Linked DNA regions of Mus musculus: region 2 is linked to region 1. Evidence: chromatin loops called from intact Hi-C (ENCODE). Cell type or tissue: heart. All regions are shown on one strand. Each heading gives the region's core, and the rest is flanking DNA. Links, peaks and the distances in the headings are about the cores only. Region 1 holds the start of Atmin (ATM interactor). Region 2 has its middle 17 kb from the start of Mir7078.

Region 1 (8,251 bases), core at 5,115-7,614:
TGTTACTGCTTTGTGGGGCCGTCTGAGCCATAGCCACAGCCCTGTATACTTTTGTTTTTTGCCAGAAGTCTTAATATCAATACCTGAGTCCCCTGTGAAGGTCTAACTCAGCGGTTCTCAGCCTTCCCGATGCTGCGACCTTTAATACATTTCTTCATGTGCTGGTGAACCTGACCATAAAATGACTTTGTTGGTAACTCTAACTTCGCTACTGTTATGAATGTATATATCTGTACTGTAACGTAAATATCTGTTATCCCTGCCCCCAAAGGGGCCACAACCCACAGGTTGAGGACCACTGGTCTAACTGACCACAGTTTTTGTTGAACATTGGCACTCACTATGTTATGACAACCAAAACTGTCTCTCATCACCGACCTCATTTCATTTACCAATTTACCATCTGTTTTAATGGAAAACAACTGAACCAACACATGCGTTCCCCATCCAGTATCATCAATGAGGGGAAAGACATAGGTATGTGTTCAACTGAAAGATGCTTCCCAACTCCTGAATTCACATGTCCACGATGGAGCGCCTTCTGTCTCCTTCATCAGGTCCCAAGCTGTTTAATGTGCCCCAAAATTGAACTGGCATCCTGCATATTTTGCCAGATATATAATTTTATTCTGGGGCTGGAGAGATGGCTCAGAGGTTAAGAACAAGGGCTGTTCTGCCAAAGGTGCCCTCTTCTTCTGTGTAAGTATACAAGAAGTCAGAACACTGTATATTTAATAAATAAATCTTTTTTAAAAATAAAGATAAAGCTTTATTCTGAAGTACTGTGTGTGCAGGCATGAGTTTTTGCATGCCACAAACAAGTAGGAGCCTGTGGAGGCCAGAAGCGGGTGTCAGATCATCTGGAACTAGTGTTGCGTGTGGTAGTGAGTATCTCTGTGGGTGCTGGGAACTGAACCCAGTCCACTGTAAAAGCTGTACTCGCTCCTAACCATTGAGCTATTTTTTAAATTAATATTTTAAAATTAAATTTAAAATGTTAAATTTTTGCCCCCAGATGGATATTGAATGTACCTTCAACCACGCCACTACCTTGTCCAGTCCATTTCCAGCAGCTCCCCGATGCCACCCATGGCCACACTTCAGGGCCCGAGACACTCAGGTCCCCAGCCTTCCTTGCATTCCTCTCATACCTAATGGAACTCAGACTGAAATGCCCTTTACAAAGTGCTGGGGACCAGAACTGACTCTGAGATTCAAATATTTGCATAGACTTTACTGGCTCAGTGTCTCTAGTTGGAAAACCCCAAACCCTCCTAAACCAGAGCTTTTCTTCAAGCTTCAGATTGGTGGCCAAAGAGTTCTGGATTTGGAGTATTTCAGGTGCTCAGCCTATAGTTTTAATTCCCCAGCCTTTTCATTTGTGTAACTGACTGGCTCTGAGTACTGTGAACCCAGGAAACGTTCCGGTAAGCCTGTGTTCTGTGCGCAGTGCTCAGGAGGCCCACCAGACCTGGAAGTGCAGTTTAAGTGGGGCTGAGATAACAGCAGTCATTCAAATGGATACTAAACCCCTCCACCCTGGCAGCCACCCACCACTACCCCACACTTCCCTTTTTTATCATAGGTGCCCACAGGGCTTTGGGGTTTCTTTTTATTGTTCTGAGACAGTGAGTTCAAAGGTCGGCTGGGGAGGGGAGAGAACTGCACACCACATGAGGCAGGAGAGTAGCATTCCCTCTGCTGTCCTCTGCAGGAGTCAAGGACACGCGCCAGTTGGGGACTCAGTGCTGCACTGTGTCTGTGGTTGGAACGAGGGTCCACTCTCTCACTCATTCCTTGGCTCTCCTACTGCTGTTGGCTCCTTTTGCTCATAGGATGCTCTACCCAGCCAACATTCCTCTCTCAGATGGAAATGTGGGAACATTTTATTAAAATAATATTATCATTACTAATATTAAAAGTAATAAATTTAGACGGGCAGTGGTGGCGCACACCTTTAATCCCAGCACTTGGGAGGCAGAGGCAGGCGGATTTCTGAGTTCGAGGCCAGCCTGGTCTACAAAGTGAGTTCCAGGACAACCAGGGCTATACAGACAAACCCTGTCTCCAAAAACCAAAAAAAAAAAAAAAAAAAAAAGTAATGAATTTAAATAACAATATTTAAATGTTTCAAGAATCTGCAGAAGAGAAGACGGTCCCCAAAACTAAGATGGTGGGGACCAAGGGTGTAGCTCAGGGTTAAGCACTTGCCAGCAGGAGTGAGTCCCCGGGTTCCATCTTTAGCACCACAGAACTAAGCCTCCAAAAAACAAGCCTGGAAAAGAGCCCCGGACAGAAGGAGGAGGGGCCGGGGAGGTGGCTTGGTGGTCAAGAGCATTTGCTGATCGTGCAGAGTTCGGTGTCTAGCACCCATGTGGCAGCTGGAAGCTCACATCCACCAGTAACTCCAGCTCCAGGGGACCCAGTGCTGGCTTCTGGCCTTGGTAAGCATCCATGCTTTTGACATGCACACACACACACACACACACACACACACACACAAATGAGAAAATAAAAATACTTTAAAGAGCAGAAAAGGGAGGGCAAAGGGTGTGTGGCTGAAGAGCAGAGTCAAGAAGACCATAAAGATGGTGGCAGAAGCTGCCTAGCACCTCACGGCCCTAGCCGAAAGCACCCGAGGAGCCCACTCTAAACCGGAAGTCAGTATTCGTCATAAGAGATGGTTTACGGAGCAGCTTGCCGCAACCTTTCTAAGTCGCTGGCCACATACCCCTGTCTGAAGCAGAACACAGGATCACTATGCTGGCGGGGCTTTGCTAACAGGTTCTGGAAGTGCCCCCCTGCGCCCTGCCTGCCCTGCTTTCAAATGCCTCTCCAGCAGCCAGGCAGCTCCTACTTCCTCCCACTCTTCCTCTGGATCATTTTAGCTCTCTCTCCACTGCATCATCGCTCTCTGCTGAGCCCACTGCAGGCGCGGCTGGCTGATGACATGTCCACACTTCCTTTCAGGGCGTGGGACATGGCCATTTATTTTGAGAAGCCGCATCAAACCAAAGGCGGCCTGCAATCCCTCGGCCTGATTGGCCGTGCTTCCGAAGGGCTTGAGTATTATCAGGCTGCGGGGTAGATTAGAACATAACGACCATACAACAACTGGTAGGGGAGAGAGACTATCACAGCCAGGGAAATAGAAACAAGGAACGCAATCAGAATCACTCAAGTAGCTGTAGCCAAGACAATGAGAATTCTCATTGAGTTGAAGAAACTCAGCTAATACGGGGCTGCAGAGATCAATCATGTTTCCCCAAACACTAGGGCCTTCTTTCTGGGGACCATGTGTCCTCATGACACTCTCTTCTTTCCTCATAATATTCTGAGGATAACACATGTCAAGAATTGAACTGAAAAGCCTCTGGGTAGCGGCTAGCGGCTAGCTTGAGGATGCACATAGCTGTGACTCTGAGGCCTTACCACAAAAGTATGGCTATGTCACACAGGCCCCTGCATTAGAAAAAAATAACAGACTCCCTTTCCATCAGACAACAGATGCTTAGGAGCTGTGGGGCCCTGAGGTTACCAAGGCAGAGGCTACAAGGAAGTGAGCTGCCGGACAGGGAAACAACAGCCATAGGAAACCCTGAGGCAGTTTAAATACTGCTAAACAAAGCTTCCAGAGACCAAGCAGGAATCTTCTCCCAACAGCCCGTCTTTCTGTTGTCCAATATCTGGGTTCAGGAGTGGGCCAGGCCGTTCACTGCTGTCTCTAGATAAGAGAATCTGAAAAGCGGATGAAGAGTCTGGGAAGAATGACACACAGGCCCTAGGCCAGAGAGGACTCTGGTACTCCGACATACTCAAATCTGAATAAACATCTGACTGCTGATGTCCACACTTGCTGGAGCAGGTCATGGTGGCACACACTGTAGTCCCAGCGCTTGGGGGTAGGCAGGAACACTCCCAGTAAGTTTAGGCTACTCTGGTCTACAGAGTGAACTCAGGCTAGACAGGGTTCCATAGCAAGACCCCGCCTAAGAACTGAACTGAACCAAACCAAACCTGTACTGGCTCAGACATGTTCTTCCTGTCACGTGTCATACCTGCCCTCCTGTGTATTTCTGAGCTGTGAGCACCAATCTAATGTACATTATCACACCACTTCACCACAGCCAGTGGCATCTCTGTGCTTCCAAGGCAGAACCAAGTTGTAGGGGTACAGTGCTCCCCCAATAGCAGGTCCAGATTAAAGAACAAACACTTCGCTAAGAAATGCTGGCTAGAATCACTGTGGCCAACACCAAGGATGCCCTTGGTCAGAGCAGCAGCTTTGTTTTGTGATCAGAAATCACCCGGGGCTGGAGCTGAAGCTGGAGCCCAGAAGAGTGCTTGCCTAGAAAACCTGGGTTTGGTCCCAAGCACTGAATAAAAATGGGCATGATGATGCATGCCGGCAGCCTCAGCATTTAGGAGACTTCAGGAGCATTTAGGGCAGGAGGATCAAGAGTTCAAGGTTATCCTCAGCTACATGGTGAGTTTGAGGATAGTTTGGGCTATACAAGGACATGAACTATCCTATCAGCAAGGGGGACAACACTGAAGGCTGGTGACCGTTGTTGAATGCAAGTTGTAAGGAGCTGAGGGATTAGGCCATGGAATTATTACAGGCACACTCACTCTCCACCCCCCTAAATCATGGTGAGAGAAAGAGAGAATTTAACATTTAGGATGAAAGAGGAAGCTTCAGGTTGGAGCCTGTAGTGAGTTGTGTTCTGGAACGAGGCTCAAACCTTTACACAGAACTTCCTCAGCTTGCCCCTGCTGACATTTCCTGACTGACCTTTCCCTGACATCACTGTTGCCTTTTGTTGGCCTTACTACACTTATTGGCCTTACTACAGAGTAAAACCTAAAAGTTACAGTTGGGGAGTTCTCAGGGGTGGGGGTGGGGGATGCCCACGGTGAATTCACCTGCAGGTCAGAGAGATCCTGCAACCCTCCAAGTAATGACTCAAATCTGACCAGGGGAAAGGCGCACAAAACTGCTTTCAGTGACTTGCGTTTTCCAGTTGGAGCACTGGGGGCACTGAGATCTGACGGTGAAAGGAAGCTTTCTACTGTAAAAGCTGAGCAGCTGTGACTTAACAGGTCTGGCATGGGGGCCCTAACATCTGATTTCCTCCCCCAAGCTTCCAGAGTATACCATGGGTTTGAAAGCCACCGTCCCCATTTATGTAACACGGAGAGGTCTTGGTCAGACATCCGTCATACCAGCTACCGGTGAACCTCCTCCTTACAGATCCACGGGAGAAACCTCCCTCCCCTCTCCTTCCTGCGCAGAGTTGATCTCAGCAGCCTCGTGAAACTTGCAGCTCAAGTGCCCAGAGTCCAACCCAACCCGCAGCCGCTTTTGAGTGACCAGGTAGGACCCACCGGCAGTTTCGTGGGAGGGGCGGAAAGCCTGCGGGGTTGCATCTGGGTGCCTTGGCGACATCACCTGTCGCTCATCCTTGGAACCTGAGTAAACAGGCAGGCTCCCCGAGGTGTTGTGGGCACGCCACCGAGAAGCTGCTTGCCCGGTGCGTTGTGCGCGCTCCCCCGCGCTCTCGCCGTGCTCGGTCGGTCGGGCGCAGGTGGCAGGGCACGGCGCAAACCCCGCACACCCCGCGCCCGCGTCCCCGCCGCGGCCCGCTCACCTGCAGTCGGTGGCTCTTGACGAGGTGCATGTTGAGCGCAGGGCTGTTGGGCAGGATCTTGCCGCAGCCGCGCACGGTGCACAGAATATTGGTGCGCACAGCCCGGGACAGCTCGCTCACAGTCGGCTGGATCAGCTCCCGGGCCGGTGGCACCGGGGCCGCGGCCCGAGCCCTGGCCGGTCTCGGCCGGCTGCCTTGCAGTCGCGACTCGGGCGGCCTCCACGGGCTAGAGGCGGCGGCGGCTCCCCGCGTGCTCGCCGGCGTGGCCGGGACACCCGGGGCCGGACCCGCAGAATCGGCCGCCGCCGCCTCCGTGGCCGCCATGGCTCCCGCACGGCCGCCAGGCCCCTCTCGCAGTGCCCGCCCCCGCCGCAGCCACTTCCGGCAGGGGGCGGGGCCTCCGGGCTCATTAGCATCCGGCCGGTCGGTGGCCGCAGCGCCGCCCGCCGGCCGCGGCGAGCGCGTGTTGGAGGTTGAAGTCCCATGTGCTGGGAGAACAGGTGAATTGGATAGGTTCCATGAACCCACACTTTCTACTTCCTAGGGACCTGAGCTCAGGCAACAGCTGGATAGAAGAGAAAGAGATGCTTTCAGGTTTAACCTTTTTTTTTTGACCGTTGATTTATTGTTATTAGGAATAAATTTTATATTGTAGACTATTTGATTAGCATGCTTAAGGCCCTGGATTTGATCGGTAGCACACTAAAAACAAAACAAAACAAACTTATCTTATTCTTTGAGGCCCCGCCTGGCCTCAGAATCCCCATATAATCAAGGAGTCCTTGAACTCCTTATTCTCTTACCACTACCTCCATACTCCTGGGGTTTTACTAAGCCTAGTGGTAGCGTTAAAGATTGAACCCAGTGCCTTAGACGTGTACTCTGCCAGCTGAGCTACAGCCCAGCCCCCACAGACTAATTCTCTCTTATCTCTGAAGAGGGAAGAGTCTGAGGTGGATCTAGTCGGCTGAAAGCAAGGTGTCAGCTGGGCTTGTTCTTCCAAGGATCTTGCCTTTTTCAGCGTCTAGAGGTCACCTGCATTTCTTTGCCAATGGGCCTTCCTTTACACCAAAATCAGGAATGGGAAGTTGAGTCTGTCACATTTCATAACCGACATCTATCGTCATCATGCCACCTACTACATTGGACCTGGGTATCACAGGGCCAATGGGCTCAACTGCAGAGTCCCTTTGCCTTGGGGACATACTCAGACTCCAGGAATTCTGAAGCAGGCATTTTTGAGAATTGTTCAGCATGACGCTAGGCTTTCTTGTTCAGATTCCAGGTCCAGATTCCTGCCAACTGTACCAGGGAGAGTTACGAAGTAGAATAAATACCCCAGCAAGTGCAAGGGCTTCGGCAGTTCCCATTCAGCCACTCATGAACCTTGTGGGCAGAATGACTTCTTTGTATGTGACTGACTGGTCGGGAGAGTGGTCAAAGGGAGCTAGTGGGGCTAGGGGGATGGCTCTGTGGTTAAGAGCACTTAATGTTCTTACACAAGACAGGTTTGATTCCAAGCACCCAAATGGTGGTTTACAACCATCCATAACTCCAGTTCCCAGGCACGAATGTGGTATACATACACAGATGCAAACAAAGCACTCATACAAATAAAATCAAACCATCCCCCCTCCCCCTTAAAAAGGTATGTATGGAGGAAATGTCTTTAAGCCTTAGTTAGGGTTTCTATTGTGATAAAACACCGTGACCAAAAAGCAAGTTGGGGGAGGAAAGGGTTTATTTGGCTTAGACTTCCAGATTGTAGCCCATCACTGGAGGAAGTCAGGACAGGAACTCAAACAGGGTAGGGATCCGGAGACAGGAACTGATGCAGAGGCCATGGAGGGGCGCTGCTTACTGGCTTGCTCAGCCTGCTTTCTTATAGAACCCAGGATCACCAGCCCAGGGATGGGACCATCTCTCTCATCAATCACTAATTAAGAAAATACCCTTCAGCCTGAAAATACCCTTGCCTGCAGCCTGATATTAGGAAGGCATTTCCTGAAACTGAGATTCCCTCCTCTCAGACAACTCTAGCTTGTATCAAGTTGACGTGAGAACTTGTCAGCACAAAGCCCAAATACTCAGATCACTGAGGGACGAGGGAAGCGCCTGACATGTCTGACCAAGCTAAAACTTAAAATGGTTCCATATCGGATGACCCACAGCCTGTACACATTACTGTATAAGTATTACTTAGTCCTTTCACGACTATTTGTATATTCATCCAAAGGAACTGATAATGCGTTTGTCAGTATCTTTATTCACAGATCAGTGATGCTCAGTTTCAGTGTGCCATGGATAAAAGATCACGAGAAGCATATGTATATTAGGAATATGTATAATAGAGAAGTTGTTTTACACAAAGAGGCCGTTAGATATGCAGCCTTGCGTAGTAGCCTCCAGCTTCCCTCTGACTCTCCTAGTTTGGGGTTGGGTAGCTTCTTGGTTCTTCTGTGATCAAGGGTGTGTAACAGAGATCCCACAGGGACGGACTTCTGAGGAGAAGCAGCAGCGGGAGGAAGGACAGGAGGTGCCTACAGAGTCAACCCATGCTCCACTTCTGTGCGTGCCAGGGTTGAGGCCAACCTGCAGCC
Region 2 (8,251 bases), core at 3,581-6,080, 530 kb before region 1:
TCTACTGAACTGGACTGCTGGTATCCTGACAAACAGATTGGAATCGCCCCAAGGAACTCCTTCTCAACAGGTCCACATCCCCTTGTCCTATTTACCATCCCCCACCCCCCACCTTTGGACAGTGGGGTAGAAAGGGGGTTGAAGTATTTGAGAAGAACCCTATTAAAAGTAGGATTTTTTTTTTTTTTTAAATCTAAGCCTACAAGTCCAGTCACTGGCCAATGTTATTTTGGACACAGCTCTGGGCTACGTTTGTCTCCAAGTGCTCCTGAACAGAGTTCAAAGTTGGGAAGACAGGAGGTGATCTAACAGGAGGATATTCTGTCTTAAGAGGCTGCCTGGGGCCAGTGAGATGGCTCAGTGATGTGCAAGCCTGGCCACCTGAGTCAGGTCCCCAGTGGAAGGACTGACTCCCGCAAGTTGCCCTCTGACCTCCACAGATACAGTGGCATACCTGTCCACACTCACACATATCATACACACAGTAACAATGATCAAATATATAATAATCTTTTTTTTTAAAGAGAGAGAAACCCAGTGGTCACAAGTTACTAAATAAGGCCACCCTCCTTCCTATGCTCTGGGGCCTTGGGTAGCGCTAGGTCATGTGACTGTGTCTTGTTTAATGATTAGTAGCTGAAGGAAGAGTGGTCACTGGCTTAGGACAGAGACAATCCACTAAGGTTGGGCTCTGCCAGGAGAGGAGCCTTCAGCATCCTGACAAGAGAGCCTTTCCTCTCACAGTCCTGGAATGGCCAGGATGTGAACCTCAGCCACGTGCCTGGGTTCATTACAGCAAGCTCTGTGGTTCTCGCATTCGCTCCTGGAGGTTAACAAAGCAATGGGAAGGCTCCAGGACGTTCTTTGAGAAACCATCCCAATATTGAGATGGAAGTGAGACCTTTTTGGTTGAGGAAACCCAGAATTTGTTTCTTCTTACCTCTTTCCTTCCCAAGCTGCCCAGGCCAGCTTGTAACCCACCATCTTCCCACCTCAGCACGCCTAGTAGTAGGATTGCGCCACCACACCCAGCGAGGAATCCGATCTTGCCTTTTCCTCTTTCTTCTGTCCTAGAGTCTTTCAAACGTTATGCTCCCTAGCCCGGCGTGCCACCAAATGCCTGCAACCCCAGCACTACAGCTGTGGAGGCAAGAAGACCATAGGTTCAAGGCTAGCCTCTGCTACCTATCAAGTTCTAAGCCAGCCTGGGCTACATGAGACCCTGTCTTCAAAGTAAGCGCTGTTGCAATCCTTTCCTGATGGCACTCGGGACAGTTCACATTCATACTGGCTCTCTTCCCACGCGTGCCTCCCATCCTCAGCACTGATAGCCCTCCTATTTGTAGAATACCAAACCATCTCGGAAATTCAGGGTTACAAGTAAGGCGAATCACGCCTCCTGGTAATTGCTTTGTAGAGTGTATGAACTATTGGACCTGGGGAGATAGCTCAGAGGGAAAGAGTCCTTGTTCTGCAAGCATGAGGAGCTGAGTTCAAATCCCCAGTCCACATGTTTTTGTTGTTGTTTTATAAAAATAAAAATAAATAAAATAAAAAATTAAAAGGCTGGGTTTGGCTGCACATGTGCCTGGAAAACCAGCACTTTAGGGGTTGGAGACAGGAGGATACCTATGAGTTTCTGGCTGCCAGTCTGACTCCAGGCTCAGTGAGAGACCCTGTCTCAAGGGAATAAGATACAGAGTGAGCAGGCAGGACATCTGTTGCCATCTTCTGGCCTCTGTGAGAGTTTGTACACAAATGTACACACACACAGTCTCTCTCTCTCTCTCTCTCTCTCTCTCTCTCTCTCTCTCTCTCACACACACACACACACACACACACACACACACCTTATTTACACAGTGCTGCTACTACACTAGATCTATAGAAGCTAGAGATGGCTTACTGCACACAGGGTAAGTGTGAAGGTCTCATGCCAACATGCGCCCTTACATCTGAGGGACATGAACATTCGAGGTTTGGGTATCTGTTGGGGGGAATGGGTCCCCATGGTCATCTTTAGAGATGGTGCCTCAGGTCCCCTGTGCAGGGAAAGCCCATGTGTCCTCAAAGGACCCACCTAAGAGATAGACATACTCTGTTCAAAGCCAACATCAACGGGGACATTGAAGACTCTCGGCCATCTGAAGATCATTCGAGGTGGACTCTGGGCCCTGTGATGAGATCCGCTCCTCACCATCAGAGGAACGCTCCTGAGTGGCTAGTGAGCTCCTTGACACTCTGGTCACCTTGGCCTTGATTTTCCCATTGCATCCTCTAGGAACTGGGCACAATGTCCAGGGAAGGCTTCATAACTGATAGCCAATTACATTCTGTCATCTGGAATCTTCCATGGCTTCTAGCCCCTGCTGGCCAACCCTGGCCATGCAACACCTCCATCCTACCTTTCTAGCACTCCATATGTCCCGTCAACCCCTCAGGGCTCTGCCTATTTGAAGGGGCCTTTAGCCTCCAGGCCTTTGGCCACACAGGTCTTTCCACTGGGCCCTAGTCTATGTCAGATATAGGGCAATGAATTGCATAAAGAATTGCTAACCAGGAACTGGAAACTGACAAGATTCCAAGTCCCCATGTCACCCCACACTGCCTCTCTCCATCGGAGAATGTCATTCTAGGTGAGGCTGAGAACACGGGTGTCACGCCACCCCACAGCAGTACTGAAAGCATCTTGACTCGGAAGAATTCCACGTTAGTGTGCTGCCTGCTTTCAGAACCCTTTGGAAAATTCTGGAGACCCCCAGAGAACGTTCCAGAAATGGAGAATTCTCCCGAGCTCTGCCCCAAGGGAAAGCTCTAGCCTGAAGGCCTGAAACTCAGTTCTGCCTCACTACCCTGTCAACTGTGTGACTCTGGGCCTCTCTGTGTGACTGCCCCCCTCTGTGTGACACACACACACACACATATATTTGTTTTTTTTTTTTTTTCGGTCTTTTCGAGACAGGGTTTCTCTGTATAGCCCTGGCTATCCTGGAACTCACTCTGTAGACCAGGCTGGCCTCGAACTCAGAAATCTGCCTGCCTCTGCCTCCCGAGTGCTGGGATTAAAGGCGTGTGCCACCATGCCCAGCTTAGCTTCTCTTTCTACTTCTTGAATATGGACTAGTGGCCCTCAGGTCATGGGTACTCTCTAGGGAAAAGCATAGAGGAACTATAGTCTTGGTTGTGATGGGCCCCAAACTGTCTGGGATCCAGCAGAGTGCTAAAATAATTGAAGGTCGGGCTAGAGAGGTGGCTCATAGGTTAAGAGGTGCTGTTCTTCCAGAGGTCCTGAGTTCAATTCCCAGAAACCACATGGTGGCTCACAACCATTTGTAGTAAGATCGGTGCCTTTTTCTAGCCCACAGGCATATATCCAGGCAGAATTTTTTTTTAAAGATTTATTTATTTATTATATGTAAGTACACTGTAGCTGTCTTCAGACATACCAGAAGAGGGAGTCAGATCTCATTAGGGATGGTTGTGAGCCACCATGTGGTTGCTGGGATTTGAACTCAAGGACCTTCAGAAGAGCAGTCGGGTGCTCTTACCTGCTGAGCCATCTCACCAGCCCCCCAGGCAGAATTATTATGTATACATAATAAATTAATAAATAAGTCTTTAAAAAAAATAGTAATTGAGCCGGGCGTGGTGGCTCATGCCTTTAATCCCAGCACTCGGGAGGTAGAGGCAGGCGAATTTCTGAGTTTGAGGCCAGCCTGGTCTACAAAGTGAGTTCCAGGACAGCCAGGGCTACACAGAGAAACCCTGTCTCGAAAAACCAAATAATGATAATGATAATGATAATAATAATAATAATAATAATAATAATTGGAGTTTTCCATTTCCTGGTCTAACCCTAAAAGCTGTCACGGCAGGACACTTGGATCATGTGGTATGACTTTCTTCATTGCTGGGCAGTACCACACAGCATCCTGAGGCAGTGCCCCACCCCCTCCAGGCCCCACCAAGTTCCGCCCTAACTTTCACTTCCCTGTCTGTGGTCTCTGCGCCGGCCTGGTACACGTTCTAAACAGGTACCCTAAAACTCACTGGGGCACTGGCTGTCAATCAGGGTGACTGTGACCCCCCCCCCCCCAGGTAGGCTTTCTAGACCCAAGTAAGTAAAAACACGTGATCTTTGGGACAGGGTGACACAAAAAGGCATGAGACGTTTATCTGCAATTAAATGAAATGGGCAGCCTATGTCTTGCATGCCACTCTATGCCTAGGAGACATCTGCCAATCTGGAGACACGTCTGTCCCACCTGGTAATGTTTCCGGAGACTGAAGTCATCAAGGCAAGGGGGCAGGGGGTCCCTTGGTAGAGAACAACCCAGGCACAGGTGCCAGGAATGCTTAGAGTACAGGACCCTGTGTCTATACACACCTCAGAACTCTCAGGACCACACCGAAAGGCACGGTGGTCAAGTCGGGGGGGGGGGGGGAAACCAAGGCAGGGGTGCCGTGCCTCCATTTGTTATAGTCTCGTGCTGTAATTTCTCTCTGCTAAAGTCAGCGCAGAGCCGGGTAGAGTATCCAGGAAAAGAAGGAGCAGGCCGGGCGTGGTGGCGCACGCCTTTAATCCCAGCACTCCGGAGGCAGAGGCAGGCGGATTTCTGAGTTCGAGGCTAGCCTGGTCTACAAAGTGAGTCCAGGACAGCCAGGACTGCAGAGAAACCCCGTCTCAAAAAACAAAAAAACAAAAAAAAAAAAAAAAGAAGGAGCAGGAAAGGAAGGGTGGAGCCCTCCAGGGTTCCCCAGGTATCACATCCAGGATTCCCCATGAACCGGCATCTCACCACCAGCACTGGGCTCTGGCTGACCTGCTGGACTGTTACTGATCTGGCCACCAGGGGGCAGCAGAGACTGGGAAGTGCCTGCAAGCCCCGCCCTCCCCGACTCCTGATCTAGGAAGTTCTGCAACTGGGCTTGAGGTTGCAGTCTTTTAAGTTGGGCAGTCTTGTAAGTTGGGGGGTTGGCGGGGGATGGGGTGGGGTGGAGGGTGGGGGGTGGGGGGAACACTGGAGGGGTGGGATTCTATTTCCCAGAAAGGGGCTCTGGTGGGGTTTTTTTGTTTATTTGTTTTTTTGTTTGTTTGGTACCATTTGTGTAGCAGTAACCTGAGGGCTGTAAAAATCTTCCAACGTGGTATATACACTGTGGTGAAAGGAAGGAGGTTTCTGATGCACGCATAGATGATGGGGGCCGGGAGGGCTTGGTACCTTCCTCTTCATTTACTTGCAAGTCTAATGCTGCCAAGACAAGAGAAACCGACTTTTGATGAAGGAGATGAAAATATTTGAGGAAGATTATCTTGCTCTGCATGGATTGGAACTTTACATGAAGGGATATGAGATGGCTCAGTGGGGTAAAGGGGCCTGCGGACAAGCCTGACCACCTGAGTTCGGTCCCTGGGACTCACATGGTAGGAAAAAACCCAACTCCCACAAATTGTTCTCTAGCATTCACACACACACACACACACACACACACACACACACACACACACTGAATGAATGAATGAATGAATGAATGAATGAATAAATAAATAAATAAATAAATAAATAAAATAAAGGCATGCACCTTTAATCCCAGAACTTGGGAGACAGAGGCAGGTAGGTCTGTTTCAGGCCAGCCTGGTCTACAGAGTGAGTTCCAATATAGCTAGGGCTAAACAAAAAAAGGGGCTGGAGAGATGGCTCAGCGGTTAAGAGCACCGAATGCTCTTCCAGAGATCCTGAGATCAAGTCCCAGCAACCACATGGTGGCTCACAGCCATCTGTAATGAGGTCTGATGCCCTCTTTTGGTGTGTCTGACGAGAGCAATGGTGGTGTACTCATGTATAAAATAAATAAATAAATCTTTTAAAAAAGAAAAAGAAAAACAAAAACCAAAAAAGCAAACAAATAAAAATCACATTGAGCATAACTAGCAAGACTCTTTCTCTTTCTTTGTTTCTTTCTTTCTTTCTTTCTTTCTTTTTTTTTTTTAACAAATTCTTTTTTTTTTTAAAGATTTATTTATTTATTATATGTAAGTACACTGTAGCTGTCTTCAGACAGCACCAGAAGAGGGAGTCTGATCTCATTACAGATGGTTGTGAGCCACCATGTGGTTGCTGGTATTTGAACTCTGGACCTTCGGAAGAGCAGTCGGGTGCTCTTACCCACTGAGCCATCTCACCAGCCCCTCTTTCTTTCTTTCTTTCTTTCTTTCTTTCTTTCTTTCTTCCTTCCTTCCTTCCTTCCTTTCTTTCTTTCTTTCTTTCTTTCTTTCTTTCTTCCTCTCTTGTTTGTTGTGCTGTTTTTGGTTTTGTTTTGTTTTGACTGAGTAAACTGTGTAGCCTGCCCAGCTAGGGGCTTGCTTTTCAAAGGGTCCTGTGGGCAGAACCCAGGGCCTTGTGTGCTCTAGCGCTAGTTCCTCAGCCGCAGTGAGTCCATTGTTCTCTCCTTGGGGACACTTTAAAAGCCAATTTATATAAAACAGTCAATTAAAGAGTTACCAGGCGATCACAGCTGGTCCTGACTTCAAAATAGAAAAACGAGAAAGAACAAGGGAGGAGAGATAACCAACGTGAATGTCTCCCGATACTCACGGTAGATGAACGCATGAGCACAGTGTGGGCTGTGGGCCTGTGAGATGGCTCAGCACATCAGGGGGCTTGCTGCCAAGTTTACAACCTGGGCTTAATCCCTGGGACCTCCATGGCAAAAGGGAACCAGCTCCCAGACACTCTCCTCTAACCTCCACTTGTACCCTGTGGCACATGTGTGCCTGCACACACACACACACACACACACACACACACACACACACACAATTACTTGTGTCTACACAAAACACAATAAACTATTTTGGGGTGGGACATGTATAGAGAGTGGAATATTATATAGCCATGAAAAAGACGGCAGTGATGACCCATGCTACAATAAGGATGACCCCGGAAGACATATTCAGAGAGATAAGCTGGATGCAGAAGGTATGCATCATTTGATTCCACTTATCAGAGATCCACAGAGTAGCTAAATGGAGCAGTTAGAGACACACATCAGAAAGACATTGTCAGACACTGAGAGAGGAGATGGAAATAAAGAGTTAATGAGCCATGTGCAGAAAAAAGTGATTCAAACCAGGGGCTAGGGATGTAGCTCAGGGTGTGAACATGCAAGGCCCCAGGCTCCATCTCCAGTAACGTGGCACACACAAGAAGGTCAAAATGACGAGTTTAGGATACACACATTTTAATTACATTTAGTGGCGCTGGGGGGCTGGGCATACACACTCCATAACACTCATGTGAAGATCAAAGGACAACTTAGGGGAATTGGTTCTCTACCCACAACATGCGGTTCTCGGAGATTCAACTCAAATCATCAGGGTTAGTGGCAAGCACCCTCATTGCCTAGTGCTTGCTAACCACTTGCAACAGAAACAAAAATGTGTTCCCACAGACAACAGCATGCCACATCTCTTGCTTGGGTCATTTAACATGTCTGGGGGACTTTCCCAGGCAGTCAGGGACCAGAGTTAGTTCGGGGCTAGTCTCAGGTCTTGATGCCCTGGGGAAATAGCTAGTACCTCCAGGTGTTCATCTGTTCATTTAGAGGTTTTTAAAGGATGTGCACAGACTAACCGGCTGGCAGACACTGTGCCTTCAAGAGACAGAAGTGAACTCCTGCCAGGCTGTCCCTGCCTGACCAAGGAGAAGAAGTGTGTTAAGCAGTCCTGAGCACAGAGAGGTAGCTGTGGTCAAAACGCCCATTTTCAGGAGCTAGAAAGCTGGTAGCTGGTGGCAGGGGGTGGGGGTCACACCGATTTCAGGGCAGAAGCAGATCCCTTTAATCCCAGCACTTGGGAGGCAGAGGCAGGAGGATTTCTGAGTTTGAGGCCAGCCTGGTCTACAGAGTGAGTTCCAGGACAGCCAAGGCTATACAGAGAAACCCTGTCTCGAAAACGAACAAACAAACAAAAACAAAAACAAAAAAATCAAAAAGGGGCGATCGATCCTTGAGACACTGCAGGAGTCTGAAGAATGCTCACAGTAGAGGATTTGGGTCGGGGACCCAACTCTTACCTTGTCCCTGTTCCACAGTGATTGTCAAAGCTCACACCTGGGCCACCACTGGAACAGCAACCCCAAAAAAAAAAAAAAAAAGCCACAGTAACCAACCAGGGTCAAGGGTGACAGCAACGGGAATGAGAGAGAGTACTTTATCCACCCTCACACCCGGGCTGGGGAAGAACCAGAGA

Evidence for each region. Hi-C counts contacts between places; a loop is a spot of excess contacts. Peaks named below come from ENCODE experiments on the same cell type or tissue, not always from the same donor. Only the 100,000 strongest peaks of a DNase experiment are listed, where the experiment ranks them.
Region 2: it touches region 1 in a loop (6-fold over the local background); 9 of 42 quality-filtered maps call a loop at or near these places.

Annotation. Positions count from the first base shown.
Region 1 is chr8:116,941,151-116,949,401 of GRCm38, reverse strand. It overlaps Atmin (ATM interactor), which reads right to left and starts at 6,009. Exons shown (of 4, transcript NM_177700.4): 1 at 5,652-6,009. The coding sequence starts at 5,975. Cenpn (centromere protein N) reads right to left here. Exons shown (of 12, transcript NM_028131.3): 12 at 7,899-8,251. It also overlaps a transcript of Cmc2 not described here. In heart, for the core only: a CTCF peak has its summit at 6,135; DNase peaks (open chromatin) are centred at 5,271 and 6,031; H3K4me3 peaks cover 1,115 bases; H3K27ac peaks cover 1,042 bases.
Region 2 is chr8:117,471,748-117,479,998 of GRCm38, reverse strand. No RefSeq gene overlaps it. Among named protein-coding and RNA genes, the nearest start is that of Mir7078, 17 kb to the right of the region's middle. In heart, for the core only: a CTCF peak has its summit at 4,843 (motif pointing right); DNase peaks (open chromatin) are centred at 3,968 and 4,868.